Linked DNA regions of Homo sapiens: region 2 is linked to region 1. A link is an interaction called in ENCODE POLR2A ChIA-PET data of the cell type or tissue named here. Cell type or tissue: GM12878. All regions are shown on one strand. Links, peaks and the distances in the headings refer to the core of each region. The heading gives the core; the rest is flanking DNA. Region 1 overlaps RAD51C (RAD51 paralog C). Region 2 overlaps TRIM37 (tripartite motif containing 37).

What was found. Peaks named below come from ENCODE experiments on the same cell type or tissue, not always from the same donor. Only the 100,000 strongest peaks of a DNase experiment are listed, where the experiment ranks them.
Region 2: POLR2A ChIA-PET joins it to region 1 with 5 read pairs; 3 of 35 experiments call an interaction of 5 or more read pairs at or near these places.

The regions. Positions count from the first base shown.
Region 1 is chr17:58,698,932-58,709,159 of GRCh38, forward strand. It overlaps RAD51C (RAD51 paralog C), which reads left to right. Exons shown (of 9, transcript NM_058216.3): 4 at 4,265-4,398. Among named protein-coding and RNA genes, the nearest start is that of RAD51C, 11 kb to the left of the region's middle. RefSeq lists silencers at 1,134-1,302, 4,294-4,494 and an enhancer at 8,231-8,280. In GM12878, for the core only: no CTCF peak of the experiment used is centred there; a DNase peak (open chromatin) is centred at 3,250; H3K4me3 peaks cover 359 bases; H3K27ac peaks cover 2,087 bases.
Region 2 is chr17:59,051,961-59,062,188 of GRCh38, forward strand. It overlaps TRIM37 (tripartite motif containing 37), which reads right to left. Exons shown (of 24, transcript NM_015294.6): 12 at 9,072-9,148; 13 at 4,915-5,094. It also overlaps the pseudogene RN7SL716P. Among named protein-coding and RNA genes, the nearest start is that of TRIM37, 50 kb to the right of the region's middle. In GM12878, for the core only: no CTCF peak of the experiment used is centred there; no DNase peak of the experiment used is centred there.

The DNA of each region.
Region 1 (10,228 bases), core at 406-5,405:
AAAGGAAATTTATATTCAAGTTCTTATTCTTTCAATTACTTATAAATTAAATGGCTTATGGGTTGACTGTTTTCTTATTTATTTATTTATTTTAAGATGGAGTTGCGCTCTGTCACCCAGGCTGGAGTGCAGTGGCATGATCTCAGCTCACTGCAACCTCTGCCTGCTGGGTTCAAGCAATTCTCCTGCCTCAGCCTCCTGAGTAGCTGGGACTACGGGCATGTGCCACAATGCCCGGCTAATTTTTTGTTTTTTTAGCAGAGATGGAGTTTCACCATGCTGGCCAGGCTGGTCTCGAACTCCTGACCTTGTGATCTTCCCGCCTCGGCCTCCCAAAGTGCTGGGATTACAGGCATGAGCTACAGCGCCCGGCCTATTGTTTTCTTTTTCTTTGTTTTATTTATTTTTTGGATGTGCGGTCTTTATTCTTTCCAATAAAAGTTTTAAAAAAAATGCTTTTCATAAGATTTCCTTTAAATGAGTATATTTCCTTTAAATGAGTGTAGTCAGCTGGATTTTTTTTTTTCATGGAGGTACTAAGTGTCCCATTTCGCTGATGACCAGCATGGTTACTGAAAGCCCTTTGGACCCTAGCAGAATATGCCACCCTGAAATATGCCACTTTGGCATAAGGATTATTTTGAGCTGAAGGCAATTGAAAAGAAACAGATAAATCTGTCTGCCCTTCCTAAAAACAGGACATAAATGCACAGAAGAGTTCCATCTTCCCTCTCTTACAGGAAGACAAAAGTTAATCACCACAGACAACTTTAGACCATTATCAGCGTACATAACAAATTTTACTAGCTATCTTTTATCTCCAGTTAGTTTCAATATTTGCTGCCTTTAGAGACTTAGGGTCCTTTTCCTTTGTCTTGTTACTTCTCTAAAAATTTACTGTACCTTCGGGACGATAAGCTCAAATCTTTTTTTTTTGAGACAGAATCTGGCTCTACCGCCCGGGCTGGAGTGCAGTGGCGCAATCTTGGCTTACTGCGACCTTCACCTCCCAGGTTCAAGCGATTCTCCTGACTCAGCCTCCTGAGTAGCTGGGAGCTGCGAATACAGGCACGTGCCACCATACCTGGCTAATTTTTGTATTTTTAGTAGAGACAGAGTTTCATCATGTTGGCCAGACTGGTCTCAAACTTCTGACCTCAAGTGATCCTCCTACGTCGGCTTCCCTAAGTGCTGGGATTATGAGTGTGAACACCTGTGCCCAGCTCCAAATCTAACCAAACTTTTGAGTTACTAATCTCTGGACTCCCCTGTGTTGTTACATGCACTATGCACAATTAATAAACTCTTTCTCTTGTTAATCCATCTTTTGTCAGTCCGATTTACAGGGCTCCAGCCAAGAAACCTAAGAGGGTGGCAGGAAAAGGAGTTTTTCTTCCCTTATACCTTAAAGCTACCTATTTCACAATGTGTGTTTGTAATAGTGTCTTAAAACCTTACTGTAACTAGAGTAGGTGTAGCACTAGGATATAAAGTTTTTATTTTTATTTTAATTAATTAATTTATTTTTTAAGATGGGGTCTCAGTCCATCATCCAGGCTGGAGTGCAGTGGCGCGATCTGGGCTCACTGCAAGCTCTGCCTCCTGGGTTCACGCCATTCTCCTGCCTCAGCCTCCCAAGTAGCTGGGACTACAGGCACCCGCCACCACGCCTGGCTGACTTTGTATTTTTAGTAGAGATGGGGTTTCACCATGTTAGCCAGGATGGTCTCGATCTCCTGACCTCATGATCTGCCCACCTCAGCCTCCCAAAGCGCTGGGATTACAGGCGTGAGCCACCACACCTGGCCTAAAGTTTTTAAATGATTGATATGAGATTAAATTGTCATTGTTTTGGTGAAAATTTGACTCTGCTAAGTGTCTATTTGCAATAGGAAATGTTTTCTATTTTAAAATATAGCTTCTTGTTTTTTCAGTGTTAATATTTAAGTACATTTTATTTATTTTTAATATTTTACTTTTTGTGAAACAGGGTCTCACTTTGTCATCCAGGCCGGATTGCAGTGGCATGATCACAATTCACTGCAGCCTTGACCTCCCTGGGCTCAGGTGATCCTCTCACTTCAGCCCCCCAAGTAGCTGGGGCTACAGGTGGGCACTACCATGCCCAGCTAATTTTTTTTGCATTTTTTGTAGAGACGGAGTTTCACCATGTTGCCCAGGCTGGTCTTGAACTCACGGGCTCAAGAGATCTGCGTGCCTTGGCCTCCTAAAGTGTTAGAATTACAGGCGTGAGCCACCACGCCTGGCTAAGTGCATTTTAAAATGCAGTAACTGGCCGGGTGTGGTGACTCACTGCCTGTAATCCCAGCACTTCGGGAGGCAGAGGCAGGCAGATCACGAGGTCAGGAGATCGAGACCATCCTTGCTAACATGGTGAAACCCCGTCTCTACTAAAAATACAAAAAATTAGCCTGGCATGGTGGCGGGCGCCTGTAGTCCCGGCTGCTGGGGAGGCTGAGGCAGGAGAATGGCATGAACCCAGGAGGCAGAGCTTGCAGTGAGCTGAGATCACGGCACTGCACTCCAGCCTGGAGGACAGAGCAAGACTCCGTCTCAAAAAAATGAAAAAGAAAAAATGCAGTAACTGATTGGTTTCTCTCTGAAATATGTGCAAAATCAAACTTTTTTTTTTTTCTGAGACAGAGTCTTGCTCTGTCGCCCAGGCTGGAGTGCAGTGGCGGGATCTCAGCTCACTACAACCTCCGTCTCCCGGGTTCAAGCCAGTCTCCTGCCTCAGCCTCCCGAGTACCTGGGATTACAGGCATGCACCACCACACCAAGCTAATCTTTATATTTTTAGTCGAGATGTGTTTTACCATGTTGGCCAGGCTGGTCTTGAACTCCTGACCTAGTGATCCACCCAGCTTCCCAAAGTGCTGTGATTACAAGTGTGAGCCACCACGCCCAGCCTCAAACTGTTTGTTTTAAACATCCAATCTAAGAAAGATTTTATATAATTGTTGCCAGTTAAATATCAAATTATACTATAGCATTCAAGAGAAAAAATGCTTCATTTGAACATTTTTTCTAACTGTGTTTTATTTTTTTGTTTTTTTTTTTGAGACAGAGTTTTCATTCTGTCACCCAGGTTGGAGTACAGTGCCGCTATCATTGCTTACTGCAGCCTTGACCTCCCAGGCTCAAGCAATCCTCTCACCTTAACCTCCTGAGTAGCTACGACCAGAGTTGCACACCATCACACCTGACTAATTTCTGTATTTTTTGCAGAGATGGGGTTTTCCATGTTGCCCAGGCTGCCGTTAACTCTTAATTTGTAGTCCTATAGAAAAAAGCAAGAAAGAGAAACTTCCATTATGTTACTTCTGTTCAATGAAGCCAGTGACTAGAAATATGAAAAGGCAGGCATTAAAACACTAGTTGTATATGTTTATAAATAATTTTACATAGCCTAATATGTAAGGAAACAGTGGAAAAATGTGAAAATAATAGATCAGGTCGGGTGTGGTGGTTCATGCCTGTAATCCCAGGCGTGAATTTGGGAAGCTGAGGTGAGCAGATCACTTGAGGTCAGGAGTTCAAGACCGGCCTGGCCAACAAGGTGAAACCCCGTCTCTACTAAAAATACAAAAATTAGCTGGGCATGGTGGCGAGTGACTGTAATCCCAGCTACTCAAGAGGCTGAGGCAGGACAGTCGCTTGAGCCCAGGAGGCAGAGGTTGCAGTGTGCCAAGATCGCATCACTGCACTCCAGCCTGGGTGACAGAGTGAGACTTTATCTAAAAAAAAAAAAAAAAAATCAAGTGGCTGGGCACAGTGGTTTATGCCTGTAATCCCAGTGCTTTGGGAGGCTGGGGCAGGAGGATCCCTTGAGCCTAGGAATTCGAGGTTGCAGCGAGCTATGATTGTGCCACTGTGCTCCAGCCTGGGCGTCAGAGTGAGACCTTATCTCTAAACAGATTAAGAGAGACATCAGGTGGGGGGCGGCGACGGATAGCATTAGGAGATATACCTAATATAAATGACGAGTTAATGGGTACAGCACACCAAAATGGCACATGTATACATATGTAACCTGCACGTTGTGCACATGTACCCTAGAACTTTAATTAAAAGATCAGGAATTATGAACTGTTTATAGTAATTTTGCTATAATTTGTCATCTTTCAGTTAAAGAATTTTGTTATCCAAAGGAGAACATTTTGTTATTAAAAAGCATTGTTTTTCTACAATTGCCAATACATCCAAACAGGTAAAACTAATTAAGAGTGTTTTGTTGTTTCAGAACACCGAAAAGCTTTGGAGGATTTCACTCTTGATAATATTCTTTCTCATATTTATTATTTTCGCTGTCGTGACTACACAGAGTTACTGGCACAAGTTTATCTTCTTCCAGATTTCCTTTCAGAACACTCAAAGGTATGAGTCAGACTACTGAAATGTAACTAACCAAGTATTTTTTGAGGTGTTTGATAAGCATGAAAAAATAACCAGTACAGTAGCATAAAATCAAAGTCAAAGCCAATTGAGAAAATCTCTTCCTTCCTTGACCTACAATTTATTTATATTTATATTTGTTTTGTGTATGTATATGTATATATAGTTTATGCTCAGAGTAAGAAATTGAAATAATATAGAAGTTTCATTTCCAGTAATAGTGGAATAGCTCCTATCAAACCACATTGTATAGAAAGGTATGAAATGAAAAATAAAAACTTCCTTGTGCTACTGTTTTCTAGTGCCTCTCCCCAAAGGTGATCACTATTGGCCAGGTGCAGTGGCTCATACTTGTAATCCCAGCACTTAGGGAGGCCATGGTGGGAGGATCATTTGAGCCCAGTAGTTCAAAACCAGCCTGGGCAACATAGTAAGACATTGTCCCCACCAAAAAAAAAATTAGCCGTGTGTGGTGTAGCTGTAGTCTCAGCTACCAAGGGCTGGGTGGAGCAGGCCTGAGGTGGGAGGATTGCTTGAGCCCAGCAGTTCAAGGCTACATTGAGCTACCGTGCCATCATGTATCACCTTTTTTTTTTTTTTTTTTTTTTTTTTTGGGTAGAAATGGAGTCAACTCCTGGGGTTAAGCGATTCTCCCACCTCAGCCTCCCAGAGTGCTGGGATTATAGGCATGAGCCACTGTGCCTGGCCCTTTAATTTTGGTAAACATTATCAGTGACAAAGATTCTCCTTGACTGAACTTGGCCCCATCCTGTCTTTGGCCTACCCAGTCCAGTCTTAGCAAAGAATCCTGCTGTCAGTTCAGAGAGATTCTCTCACATTTGATAGTCTGAGCACCTTTGATACCTGATCACGTTCCTCATTCCCCACCTTTGATATTTAAATCCTTGGCTTGCCTTTATTTATTTATTTTTTATTTTTTAATTTGATGGAGTCTGGCTCTGTCGCCCAGGCTGGAGTGCATTGGCGTGATCTTGGTTCACTGCAACCTCTGCTTCCCGGGTTAAGGCAATTCTCCTGCCTCAGCCTCCCAAGTAGCTGGGACTACAGGCATGCGCCACAACGCCTGGCTAATTTTTTTTTTTTTTTATATTTTTGGTAGAAACAGGGTTTTGCATGTTGGCCAGGCTGCTCACCTGGCTGGCCTGCCATTAGTAAGAATCCTGTTCGGTCAGTTTAGCAAGAATTTCCCTACCCTTGATGTCTCACTGTTAGTAATTGTTCATCCACTGACCCCTTCACCTTGCTCTTGGTTGTGAATCCCCAGTTGTCCTTGTATTCTGATTTGAACCCAGTCTCTCTCCCCTATTGTGATACCCCTATTAGAATAGTCTTGAATACAGTCTCCTTACTGTTTTAAGAAGTGTTAGAATAATTTTTTCTTGAACACATATCGCCCTTCAGAAAGACTGCACCAATTTCTACTCTTACTGACAATATATGAGAATGCCTATTACCCATCATCCTGACCTTTTGAATATTTTTGCCAAGATTCTGCATGGAAAATGCCATCTCTTTGTTATTTTATTTATTTTAATTAATTAATTAATTTTTTTTTTGAGTCGCCCAGTCTGACTAACATGGCAAAACCCCGTCTCTACCTAAAAATACAAAAATTAGCCTGGTGTGTTGGCATGCACCTGTGATCCCAGCTACTTGGGAGGCTGAGACAGGAGAATCGCTTGAACCTGGGAAGCAGAGGTTGCAGTGTGCTGAGATCGTGACACTGCACTCCAGCCTGGGAGACAGAGAGACTCTGTCTCAAAATTAATAAATAAAAATTAAATAAATAAATACAATAGAAATTAATTTTCTTAGAGTTCTGGAGCCTAAAAGTTCAAGATCAAAGTTCTAGCTGATTCAGTTTCTGGCAAGGGCTTTCTTCCTGGCTTGCAGACAGCCATCTTTTCTCTGTGTCCTCATATGATAGGGAGGAAAAGAAGGAGAGAGTGAATTCCCTGGTGTTTTTTCTTTTTTTTGGGGGGGGGGTGGAGTTTCGCTTTTGTCACCCAGGCTGGAGTGCAATGGCGTGATCTCAGCTCACTACAACCTCCACCTCCCGGATTCAAGCGATTCTCCTGCCTCAGCCTCCAGAGTAGCTGGGACTACAGGCGCATGCCACCACGCCTGGCTAATTTTTGTATTTTTAGTAGAGACAGGGTTTCCCCATGTTGGCCAAGATGTTCTCGATCTCCTGATCTTGTGATCCGCCCACCTCGGCCTCCCAAAGTGCTGGGATTACAGGCGTGAGCCACCGTGCCTGACCCCTAATATTTCTTCTTACAAGGACGCTAATCATCTTAGATTAGGGTCCCATCTTTATGAACTTATTTGATTACTTCCTTAGAAGTCCTTTCTCCACATACATTCACATTGGGGTTTAGGGATTCAACATACGAATTTTAAGGGGACATAATTGAGTTCCCAGAAGTTTGCCCCTGGCCCCTTGCCCCCCTACCCCCTACCTGCCCGCCAAATTCATGTTTTTCTTGTATCCATTCCATCCACACAGCCCCAAACGTCTTAACCGGTTCCATCATCAACTCTAAAAGTCCCAGGCTTCATCTAAATATTATCTAAATCAGAGATTGGTGAGACTCAAGTTATAATTCATCCTGAAGTGAAATTCCCTTCCAGCTGTGAACGTTTGAAATCAGGCAAGTTATATGCTTTCAAAATACAATAGTAGGAAATGCATAGGATGAACATTCCCAAAAGGATTATGGGTGCCTAGCAAGGCAAATTTCATTGGACCATAAGGCTCAAGAATAATCCTTTGCTGGCCAGGCACGGTGGCTCATGCCTGTAATCCCAGCACTTTGGGAGGCTGAGGCAGGCAGATCACGAAGTCAGGAGTTTGAGACCACCCTGGCCAATATGGTGAAACCCTGTCTCTACTAAAAATACAAAAATTAGCCGGGCATGGTGGTGCGTGCCTGTAGTCCCAGCTACTAGGGAGGCTGAGGCAGAAGAATCACTTCAACGCAGGAGGCAGAGGAGATTGCAGTGACATGAGATCATGCCACTGCACTCCAGCCTGAGTGACAGAGTGAGACTCCATCTCAAAAAAATAATAATAATTAAAAAAAGAATGATCCTTTGCTTTGATGCTCTGCCTTCCAGGCCCACTGCAGTAGCAGAATCACCCTACTGCTCTGTGGGGTGGCCCTGCCCCTTCCTCTCTCTGCAAGGGCCCCACCCTCTGAAACCAAGGACGACATAGCATTGCCCCCTGGGCTTATGGTAAGAGTGACAGCTCTGAGGATCTGTGATCCCCTTTGGCACCATTCTTTCCTTTTCTTGAGGAATAGGGCACATTCACAGTCAAGTAGCTCATGGTTTTCTCTTGTGGAATCAAGGAAGTCCAACAGCCTTCGTTCATTCTTTCCCACTTACTCTGTCCTCTTTACTTCAAACTAGCAGTGTTTCTGCTGTTATAATCCCTTATCTATCACTGGCTTCTGCTGAGATGGCTGATTAACATCATGGATAATCTATTTATAGAGTCATTGTTCAACCGTACCTTTGGTCTTCTCTCTAGAGCAAGCTTTCTTATTTTTAGCAATATGGATAGGCTGAGAATTTTCTACATCTCTAAGTTCTGGTTCCTTCTTGCTGAACAATTCCTTCTTCAATTCATCTGTCTCCTCTTTCATTTTTACTATAAGTGGTCTAGGAGAAACCAAGCCACTTCCTCTACACTTTGCTTAGAAATCTCCTGAGATAAATAGCCAATTTCATTTCTCACAAGTTTTACCTTCCATAAAATACTAGAACACAGCCAAGTTCTTTGCCACTTTATACTAAGCACCAGCTTTCCTTCAGTTTCCAGTAACTTGTTCCTCATTTCTGTATAAATCCTCACCAGAATAGCCGGGCATGGTGGCTCACACCTGTAATCCCAGCACTTTGGGAGGCTGAGGTGGGCGGATTGCCTGAGGTCAGGAGTTCAAGACCAGTCTGGCCAACATGGTGAAACCCCGTCTCTACTAAAAATACAAAAAAATTAGCTGGGTGTGGTGGCGTGTGCCTGTTAATCCCAGCTACTAGGGAGTCTGAGGCGGGAGAATTGCTTGAACCAGGGAGGTGGAGGTTGCAGTGAGCCAAGAACGCACCACTGCACTCCAGCCTGGGCAACAGAGCGAGACTCCATCTGAAAAAAAAAAAAAGCCTCACCAGAATTGCCCTTAATGTCCATATTTTCAGTATGTGCCTCAAAACTGTTCCAGCCTTTGCTTATTACCCAATTTGAAAATCACTTCCACATTTTAGGTATTTGTTATAGTAGTACCTTGCTTCTCTCACTACCTAACCCACCATACCTCATTTCTTGATACTAAAATTTGTTGTGGTCACCTCAGGCTGCCATAACAAAAATACTATAGTCTGAGTGGCTTGAACAACAGAAATTTTATTTTCTTACAGTTCTGGAGACTAGAAGCTCAAGATAAGGTTCTGGCTGATTGGTCTCTGGTGAGAGCTCTCTCCCTGGCATGTAGATGGCCACCTTCTTGCTGTGTCCTCATGGGGAGGAAGGAGGAAGAGTGAGCTCTTTGGTGTCTTTTCTTCAAGGACACTAATCCTCTCAAATCAGGATGTCATTCTCATGACCTAATTTTACGTTAATTACTACCTTAGAGGCCCTCTCTCCAAATACAGTCACACTGGGAGATAGGGCTTCAATTTACGAATATTGGGGGGACACAGCAGTGGTCATGTGTGGAGTCATGAAAAATCGAATCAACCTGTGCACATATTCCCAGCTGACGTTGAACAAGGTCATGTTCTGCCTTTTTATTTCAGCTCTCTACTGTAAACAAGTGTCCTTTTCACAGTCTTTATAATGCCACTTTTTTTTGCATTTTTGTGCTTTTTATTAGTGTTCACCTGTTCTTCATCACTTCAACCAGTTTCATTTTCTTATAATTATCGGAAATTACCTTATTTGTGTGTTTGTTTGCATATTAATGGTCCCTTACTCCACTAAAACATAACCTCCAAGAGAGCAGGGACCTTCTCTCTTATTTACTATATTCTTCTCTCTTATTTACTATATCATCCCCAATGCCTGGAACAGTAAATAGCATATAGGAAAGGAGGTGTCAATTAATACTTGCTAAATGAAGAAACAAATACTCTAAATAAAACAACTTACTTAGGCATTGCTTCATAAAAGCCTCTTGTTTAATCCAACCCTTACTAGATAGAAAAAAACATAGCATTGGAGTCTTTTGTTTGTTTACATTTGGGTTAGTTTCCAGATTCTTTTTGATTTGGGGATCTTAAGGTTTATATATTGGTTTATTTTTCTAACTTCACTGTTTATTTTTTGCTTTGGGGGGGGCTTTCTTTTGAAAGGGTTTTGCTCTGTCCCCCAGGCTGGAGTGCATGGCAGGGTTTCACCACGTTGGCCAGGCTGGTCTCAAACTCCTGACCTCGTGATCCACCTGCTTCGGCCTCCCAAAGTGCTGGGATTACAGATGTGAGCCACCGCGCCCAGCCTGAAGGTTTTTTTGTTTTTTGTTTTTTGTTTTAGGAAACATAAAAAGAACCCGGAAGGTAAAATTGGTATATTTAATTGACAAATGTGTTGTTTTACCAAGACTTTTTCTTTAAGCCTTTTCAGAATGTTTTACAAAGACTTTAAATGTGCTTTTTATCAGTAAAGACTGTGTACAGTGGCAAGTTAAAGAAAATTATAATTATTCCTTTTTCTTTTTGAATTACTTTTTTTTTTTTTTTTTTTTGAGACAAAGTCTCACTCTGTCGCCCAGGCTGGAGTACAGTGGCGCAA
Region 2 (10,228 bases), core at 1,923-6,922, 350 kb after region 1:
TTCCCGTATTTCCTGCCCCTCAGAAAAAAAATCACTTCCTGGCTCAACCACCCAGGATTGCTTTACTATCCCCCAAGGAGTTACATGCTCTAAATAAACTATATCCTGAACCCTTCAAGATAGCAATCAAAACTGCCCTTATTACAATATGGCATTATTTCAGCTTAGGTTAGGAAAAAAAGTACTGCACCTACATAAAATCGTATTAATATATAAATGACAGAATCTTAATCTATCCAGAGTTGTTTTAATTAAAAAAAAAAAAAAAACTATTACTAAAGCAAACAAACCTCTACCTTTGTTACATAGCCTAACGTGACTATATTTAAGGTGAAAAAATTGCAGTGCATGTGTGAAGGTGTTTTTGAAGAAAGGAAAAACCACAAGGCAAGACTAATTTGGACATCTACATCTCTCTCATTCCTTCCAGCCCTTTTACCCGGCTACACAATGTTAGCTGTTCATTTTTTTCTAGGATTTTACACCTTATTGTAAGAACCTACTGACCATTTAACAGTTATCTGGCAGTAGATATCTAGTTTTAGTGAAGAATACTAATGCAAGAAAGGACAGAACATAAACACTGACTATAAAACAACAGTCCTATTTAATGTTGGGATAGTCTTTATAGGTCAGAAGTTTTTGGGCATCATTATATGTTATAACTGGATGATCAAAATGAGAACTTGAGTATTAAAAAAAGAGAGAGATTGGCCGGGCACAGTGGCTCACACCTGTAATCTTAGCACTTTGGGAGGCCGAGGTGGGCAGATCACCTAAGGTCAGGAGTTCGAGACCAGCGTGGCCAACATGGTGAAACCCCGTCTCTACTAAAAGTACAAAAATTAGCCGGGTATGGTGGCGGGCGCCTGTAATCCCAGCTACTCAGGAGGCTGAGGCAGGAGAATCGCTTGAATCTGGGAGGCAAAGGTGGCAGTGAGCCGAGATCGCACCACTGCACTCCAGCCTGGGCAACAGAGCGAAACTCTGTCTCAAAAAATCAAATCAAATCAAATCAAATCAAATCAAATCAAATCAAATCAAGAGATTAAATTACGTTCTGAACGGAACTGAGTAGAGATGATTCACTCAACTGAGCAGAGACGATTCACAGTCTAGGAAGTACCCACTGGTAAGACATTAAAGTAAGACCGTCTAAACACTATTATTTTCTTTGAATGATTTAAACCACTGGTTAACTCTGCACATTAGTTCTAATATTTTGCCATTAAAACAAAACCAAGCAGCAGGTAAAATTTCTTAACTTTCTGTTTTAATGAAAGAATGAAACATACATTCATAGTTATAGAAAAGCCTTAAATAACTTTCTAATAAATACATACAAAATTCCACCAGAATCTTGAAATAAAAGGTTTAAAGTTTGAGCAATGTCTCATTAATAGGATAATGTGAAGCCCCCTATCCACAAACTTCATAGCAATTTACTTACGGTGCTACTATAGCATTATTTTATAATAAGAGAGTAGTAAATTCTGTTTTTATCTGCCAATTTCATCTTGAGTTCCCTGTGGACAAAAACCATGTCTATATTTTTCTTATTAGCAACTCAGTGTCAGGCATATGGTATAGACTCAATGTTGCTTAAAAAAAATGATGTCATAACAGGAATTTGTTTCTGTACTAATAAGTAACGCTAATAAGGATGAAATCAAGGCTATAAGAAAATGGGTCTTTTATAGGTTGGTAAAATTGATGTTTGAATAATTTTGTAATTCTCTCTATGGCTGAAGCATGAAATAGCAATAAATTATTTCTCTTGGTGAATAGTTAAACCCCAAAAGTCTGAAAAGCTATACGAAGAAAACTAAAATAATCCCTCCCCTCAAAAAACATGATTCCAGGCACCGTGGCATGCACCTGTAATCCTACCTACTTGGGAAGTTGAGACAGGAGGATCACTTGAGCCCGAGAATTCTAGACTAGACTGGGCAATATAGCAAGACACTGACTCTAAACAAAACAAAACAATAACAAAAACATATCTTTTTCCCTACACTGAAAATCATATCCCTTGTTAAACTTCTTTATACTTCCAGAAAAGCTACGGAAAACACATAAGAGTAAATGCTGATATGATAGCAACTCATCTGTCCAGTATGCTCAAGAACAAAGAGCTCCGAATAAGGGAAATTCAGGAGTACATTAAATCACTCTCAAGAAAAAAATGTTTAAAATTGTTGTGATGAGAACTTTTTAAACTGTTAAATACTCTGAAACTTCTCAGTTCAGAACATATTTTAATCTTTTTTAAATATTCAAGTTCTTATTTTGATCATCAAATTATAACATCATGTAATGATACCCAAAAACCTTTTTTTGTTTGTTTTTTGTTTTTTTAAGATGGAGTTTCACTCTTGTCGCCCAGGCTGGAGTGCACTGGTGAAATCTCGGCTCACTGCAACATCTGCCTCCCGGACTCAAGCGATTCAACTGCCTCAGCTTCCCAAGTAGCTGGGATTACAAGTGCCTGCCACCATGCCCAGCTAATTTTTGTATTTTTAGTAGAGACAGGGTTTCACCATGTTGCCCAGGCTGATCTTGAACTCCTGACCTCAGGTGATCCACCCACCTCAGCCTCCCAAAGTGCTGGGATTACAGGCGTGAGCCACGGCACCCAGCCAATGCCCAAAAACTTCTGACCTGTAAAGACTACCCCACGTTAAACAGGGCTGTTGTTTTTATTTACTTTATTATTATTTTTGAGATAGGGTCTTGCTATGTCGCCCAGGCTGGGGTGCAGTGGCATAATCTCGGTTCACTGCAACCTCCACCTGCCGGATTCAAGCGATTCTCCTGCCTTGGCCTCCTGAGTAGCTGGGATTACAGGCGCGTGCCACCACAGCCCGGCTAATTTTTGTATTTTTAGTAGAGATAGGATTTCACCATATTGGCCAGGCTGCTCTCAAACTCCTGAGCCCAAGTGATCTGCCTGCCTCAGCCTCCCAAAGTGCTGGGATTACAGGCGTGAGCCACCACACCTGGCTAAATAGGGCTGTTGTTTGAGTCAGTATTTACGTTCTATCCTTTCTTGTAAATACTACACCAACAATCAACAATAAAAATTGATGGTTTTGGCCAGACGTGGTGGCTCATGCCTATAATCCCAGCACTATGGGAGGCCGAAGTGGGTGGATCACCTGAGGTCGGGAGTTAGAAACCAGCCTGATCAACACGGAGAAACCCCATCTCTACTAAAAGTACAAAATTAGCCAGGCATGGTGGCGCGTGCCTGCAATCCCATCTACTCGGGAGGCTGAGGCAGGAGAATCGCTTGAACCTGGGAGGCAAAGGTTGCAGGGAGCCAAGATCGCGCCATTGCGCTCCAGCCTGGGCAACTAGAAACTCTGTCTCAAAAAAAAAAAAAAAAAAAAAAAAAAATTGATGGTTTTCGCAAATACCACATGTTCTCACTTATTATTTAAGAGCTAAATGGGCCGGGCGCAGTGGCTCAGGCCTGTAATCCCAGCACTTTGGAGGCTGAGGCAGGAGGCTCAAGAGGTCAGGAGATCGAGACCATCCTGGCTAACACGGTGGAACCCCATCTCTACTAAAAATACAAAAACAAAATTAGCCAGATGCAGTGGCAGGCACCTGTAGTCCCAGCTACTTGGGAGGCTGAGGCAGGAGAATGGTGTGAACCCGGGAGGCAGAGCTTGCAGTGAGCCGATATGTCGCCTCTGGGCGACAGAGGGAGACTCCATCTCAAAAAAAAAAAAAAAAAAAAAAAAGCTAAATGATGAGAACTCAAGGATATAACGAGGGGTAACAACAACAGACACTGGGGCCTACTTGAGGGTGGAGGGTGGGAGGAGGGAGAGGATAAGAAAAAATAACTATTGGGTACTAGGCTTAGTATCTGGGTGATGAAATAATCCGTACACCAAATCACCATGATGTGAGTTTACCTGTATAACAAACCTACACATGTACCCCTGAACCTAAAATAAAAGTTTAAGAAAAAAGTAGAAAATTGCTGGTTTTCGTCAACTTTCATCTTGACTCTTCTACTTTTAATTTGCTGTTATTGACAAAGAACTGATAGTTGCTTTATAAAATTAAGTTGTAAAACCAGTCACTCAAATATAATATGCACTGTGAAGTGAAAAAAATCAGCACTTTATCCCTCACTATTCTTAGATTTCCAAATGGTGAGGTCACTAGAAGTTCAACAGACAAATGGAACATTACTATACTTACTGGAAGTTGTAGTTTCCCACCCACCCCCTTTTTTTTTTCTTTTTAAAAAGATGGGGGGTCTCATAATGTTTCCTAAGCTGGTCTCAAACTCCTGGGCCCAAGCCGTCCTCCCATCTTAGCCTCCATAGTAGATGGAAACACCGGCGCACCACTGCACCCAGCTTATCTTTAATGGAATTGCTAACTAGATGTCAAAAAAAGTTTGACTTTTTGACTACAAATTTTTGATTATTATCCACTTAAATAAAACAGTTAAGAAAGTGATAAGGGGCCGGGCACGGTGGCTCACGCCTGTAATCCCAGCACTTTGGGAGGCCGAGGCGGGCGGATCACGAGGTCAGGAGATCGAGACCATCCTGGCTAAAACAGTGAAACCCCGTCTCTACTAAAAATAGTAAAAAATTAGCCAGGCGTGGTGGCGGGCGCCTGTAGTCCCAGCTACTCGGGAGGCTGAGGCAGGAGAATGGCGTGAACCCGGGAGGCGGAGCTTGTAGTGAGCCGAGATCGCGCCAGGGCGACAGAGCGAGACTATGTCTCCAAAAAAAAAAAAAAAAAAAAAAAAAAAAAAAGGTGATAAGGTTATAGTTAGTATGAATTTCAATATTCATCTTTGTTAACCAAATGATCTTTGAAATATAGTTCTGATGATATTATTTCCCCACAATAAAAACCACAACATCAAATTTTTCCTGTTACCTTAAAATCACTGTATCATTTTGTGGATTCAAGTATCCTTCATTTGCGAGTAAGTCCAAACGGAAAAATCTATTATAGCCCCAGCATTCTCCAACTTCAAAGTCAGATGCAAATTCTCGAATGATATTTTTTGTAGGATCATTACAGGACTGGTGAACCATCTCTACACGATATTCATATCTAAAATTGAAAAACAGACCATTACTATACAGTTAGTAAAGTAAGAATAAAAAACAAACTCATCTAAACATTAAGGTCACTAAGTAATTACCTGAGAAGAAACCTTATTGATATACGCAGTTACATTTCTTTTATCATTTATAAAAACAGCAGTATTTTGGGGTTTTTTTATTTATTTAAGATGGAGTTTCACTCTTGTTGCCCAGGCTGGAGTGCAATGGTGCAATTTCAGCTCACTGCATCCTCTGACTCCAGGTTCAAGTGATTCTCCTGCCTCGGCCTACAGAGTAGCTGAGATTACAGGCGTGTACCATGCTTAGCTAATTTTGTATTTTTAGTGGAGACGGGGGTTCATGTTGGCCAGGCTGGTCTTGAACTCCTGACCTCAGGTGATCCACCCACCTTGGCCTCCCAGTGTGCTGGGATTGCAGGCGTGAGCCACCACACCCGGCCAGAAAAAGAGCAGTATTTTTTTGTTTGCTTTTTTGAGATAGAGTCTCACTCTGTAGCCCAGGCTAGAGGGCAGTGGCGGGGTCTCAGCTCACTGCAACCTCTGCCCCCCAGTTCAAGTGATTCTGCTGCCTCAGCCTCCCAAGTAGCTGAGATTACAAGTGCACACCACCATGCCCAGCTAATTTTTTGTATTTTTAGTAGAGACAGGGTTTCATAATGTTGGACAGGCTAGTATCAAACTCTTGACCTCAGATGATCCACCCTCCTTGACCTCCCAAAGGGCTGGGATTACGGGTGTGAGCCACTGCGCCCAGCCAAAACAGCAGTATTTTGAACGAACCACCAAAACATGAATGGCAATAGGTCCTTTTTTCCTCGTAAAGATGTTTACCGATATATCAGGTATAAAACAACACCTCAAAAAATAAATAAATTTTGAATAAACAAGTAATTCAAAGTTGCTTTTGTTTTACTAATGCAATATTTTTTCCATATATTCACTACATATGTTTCCTCATAAATATTGTTATTTCTATTATCCTTTGAGGTTTATCACCTTGCAATTTTAAAATATAAATTTTGAAATACTCTACTGTATTTTGCCAGTACAAGTGATAAGAAAGCAAATTATTGTGTATTCAGAAAATCAAAGGCTATAAAATTTCCTAATAGAAAATAAGTATGCAGCCATAAAAAAGAACGAGATTATGTTTTTTGTGCAACATGGATGGATGGAGCTGGAGGCTATTATCCTCAGCAAACTAACACAGGAACAGAAAACCAAATACCACGTGTTCTCACTTATATTGTGGGAGCTAAATGATGAGAACTTATGAACACAAAGAAGGAAACAACAGACACTGGGGTATGCTTGAGGGCAGAGGGTGGGAAAAAGGAGAGGAGCAGAAAAGATAACTATTGGGTACTGGGCTTAATTCCTGGGTGATGAAATAATCTGTACAATGAACCCCCATGACATGAGTTTACCTATGTAACAAACCTTCATACGTAACACCAAACCTAAAATAAAAGTTAAAAAGAAAAGAAAAAGGAAAAAGAAAATAAGTAAGCTGGACACAGTGGCTAACACCTGTAATCCCAGCACTTTAAGAGACCGAGGTGGGCAGATCGCCTGAGCCCAGGAGTCTGAGACCAGCCTGGGCAACATGGCGAAACCCCGTCTCCATAAAAACAAAAAACAAAAAAATTAGCTGGGTACGGTAGTGCATTCCTGTAGTCCCAGCTACTTGGGAGACTGAGGCAGGAGGATCACCTGGGCCCAGGAGGTTGAGGCTGCAGTGAGCCATAATTGTGCCACTGTGCTCCAGCCTCAGTGACACAGCAAGACCCTGTCTCAAAAAGAAAAGAAGTATACATTGGGAAAGCCAATATATTCTAATTTATATATCCAATCTTGTAAAATTTTCAGGTTTACAAAAAGACAAAGAAGATAGCCTATAAACTTTTGTGCATTAATGCACATTATCAAGAAAATGAAAAGAAAACCTACCAAATGGGAGAAACTATTTGCAAATCATATGTCTGATAAAGGTTTAGTATCCAAAATATATAAAGAATTCTTGACCGGGCACAGTGGCACACACCTGTAATCCCAGCATTTTGGGAGGCTGAGGTGGGCGGATCACCTGAGGATACGAGTTCAAGACCAGCCTGGCCAATATGGTGAAACCCCGTTTCTACTAAAAATACAAAAATTGGCTGGGCGTGGTGGTGCATGCCTGTAATCCCAGCTATTTTGGGAGGCTGAGGCAGGAGAATTGCTTGAACCTGGGAGGCAGAGGTTGCAGTGAGCTGAGATCATGCCACTGTACTCCAAGCTGGGTGATAAAGTGAGACTCAAAATACATTAAGTAAATAAATAAATTGAGACAGGGTCTCACTCTGTCATTCAGGCTGGAGTGCAGTGGTGCGGACACAGCTCATTGCAGCCTCGACTTCCTGGGCTCAAGCAATCCTCCTGCCTCAGCCTCCTGAGTAGCTGAGACGTATGCAGGGTCTCACCATATTGCCCAGGCTGGTCTCAAATTCCTGGTCTCAAGCAATCCTCCTGCCTTGGCCTCCCAAAGTGCTGGGATTACAGGTATGGGCCAGCCAGTCTGGCATATTAACCTTTGACTGAACACAAGACACTGTAAATTTTACTCTGTTGGATGTTAGATACTTCAGCAACCTTATAAATTTTCTTGAGCTTCCTTCTGGGATGCAGTTAAGTTACTTGAAAACAATTTGATCCTTTCAGGTCTCACTTTTGTTAGGTGGGTCCAGAGCAGTGTTCAGTCTAGGGCTAATTTCTGCTATCGAGACAAAAACTTCCTTAGTGTTATACCCAATCAGTGACCCATGAATTATAAATTTCTCCACCGTGGCAGGTTGCAATAGACACAGTTCCTGGCCCCGTGTGAACACCAGTCACTCACTATTCCCTCTAATCCTGTCAAGGAGTTCTTTCCCCAATCTCAGGTAGTTTCCTCAGACATATGCCCTGATAAGTACTCTGCTGAATACTCAAGGGGAACCCATTACGGATCTCTAGACTTCAGTCTCTGCAGCTTTCTCCTCTCTGGTATTTTGTCCAATGCGCTCTAGCTGTATTGTCCTTTCTAGACTCTCAGCACTATCCCCTCAACTAAGTCTGCCAGATTCTCCCTCAGTCCCAGCTCCTCCCTGTGTTGCAGCCTGAAAACTCTCTCAAGGCTGTAAGCTGGAGAAATTGTAGAGTTAGTTTGTGTTTCTCATCTCTCAGGGACTACTTTCATTTGTTACCACCATGTCCAGTGTCTAGAAAATGTTGTTTCATGAGGTCTTTTTTTTTTTTTGGTTGTTGCAGGAAAATGGGTAGATCTCATCCCTCTTGCTTCATGTTAGCTGAAAGCAGACATTCCATACTAAACTAACAGATTTCATGTAACAGAGTTAAAAAAAAAAATCATTAATATGATTCCAGATCCCACATTGTAAATAACATTTAACAACCTACCACTTGTTCAGTTTGGATGTAATATCAAAGAAGATCCACAATTATCTAAAACCACTTTAAAAAATATTCCTCCTTGTCAAAAAGTACATTTGTGGTTCTCAGGGACTGAGGGAAACGGGGAATGGGAAGTGACTGCTAAGGAGTACAGGGATTCCTTGTGGAGTAAATAGAATGTTATAAAATTAGATGTTGGTGATGGTTGTAGAACTCTGCAGACAGATTTCATACATGTATTTCAATCAAAATGATATTTTAAAAAAATTGAATATAAAAGCAGACATGAGAATCCAGTAGTCTTCTTCTAAGCCAGATAGTAAAGAGATTTCTAAAAACGCAAAGCAATACAAGTTTTCTTAAAAATATTTTGTTTTTAGAAAAATACCATCCTATGATGCCAAGAACATATTATTCTACATCTTAACAGACATACCAATACAGTAATTAACAAAAATAAAAATTAACAAAAATTGCTAGGGGGAAGGTATGTAAATGCACATTAAGGTTGTTATTTAATTACACTTCTTACTTAGAAGTTTCAGGCAAGCCAGCTGAGAGCTCCAGAAACACAGATAAGTAGTAACCTCGCACAACTCCATTTCCATCCTAAAAGAAGAATAATCAGTTTGAGTGTAAAAAAATTAAGCCACAATAAAACAAAATGCAGATAATATCTGATATCTAGATTGAGAAGTACTTCTAAGCCTCAAAGCAATGGAAGAAATAATTAAAAACACCAATAGATTTGAGTTCTTAACAACTTTAAACTTTTGTGCATTAAAAAAAAAGTGAAACTATTAAGGCACAAAAATGAAGGGAAATATCAACAACCACAACAAAGGTTAAGAGTTTTAACATATATAGAACTCTTACAAATCAACCTTAATAAAAAAACAAGACCCTAATGGGAAAAATAATTTCATTAGAAATGAGTGAAGCAAAAAAAAATTTTAAACCAAAAATTAATTTTTAAGACCAACATACAAAAAGGTAATACCCTATGCTGAAAGTAATTAAATATAATTTCTATATGATTTTAATATTAGAATTCCATATAAGATTCTGTCTAGAGATTGAGAAGTTGTTTAAATCTCTACTATAGATTTTATTTTTATAAAGATAATTACTCCCTCCCTTTTTGTTTAATTTGGCAAGACTCTTTTAAAAAAAGAGAATTACTTCCTATGTATTTCCCTAGTACTTCAGGTGTCTATGTTTTAAAAGAATCACATTTATTATAACTACTTGTTTAAACATCTGTTCCCCCAACGAGACAATGAAGGCTGACAACAGAGATCCTTATACATCTCCAGTGTCTACTGGGATATGACTACAGAGAGGTACAAGTACTATTAACCCCTTCATTTTTAGTCTACTTTGCTTGAAAGGACCTGAGGCAACTTTTGAGGTTCGACATGATAATCACTCAGTAGATATCAATGAATAAATGACTCATCAGCTAGGTGAATAAAGCCAGACATAAAAGATGATATATTATTGTGTAATGCCATTATACAAAACTTTTCTAAAAAAAAAAAAATAATCTGAAACTACATATTGAAAGACTTCAATGTGTAACTGAGAATACTAACCCAGGAGGGCTAAAATGTGTAATAGTAAATTACTGGACTCAAAAAGATTATTTAGCATCTAGGCAATATCACCAAACATCTTTAAAGGTAAAGA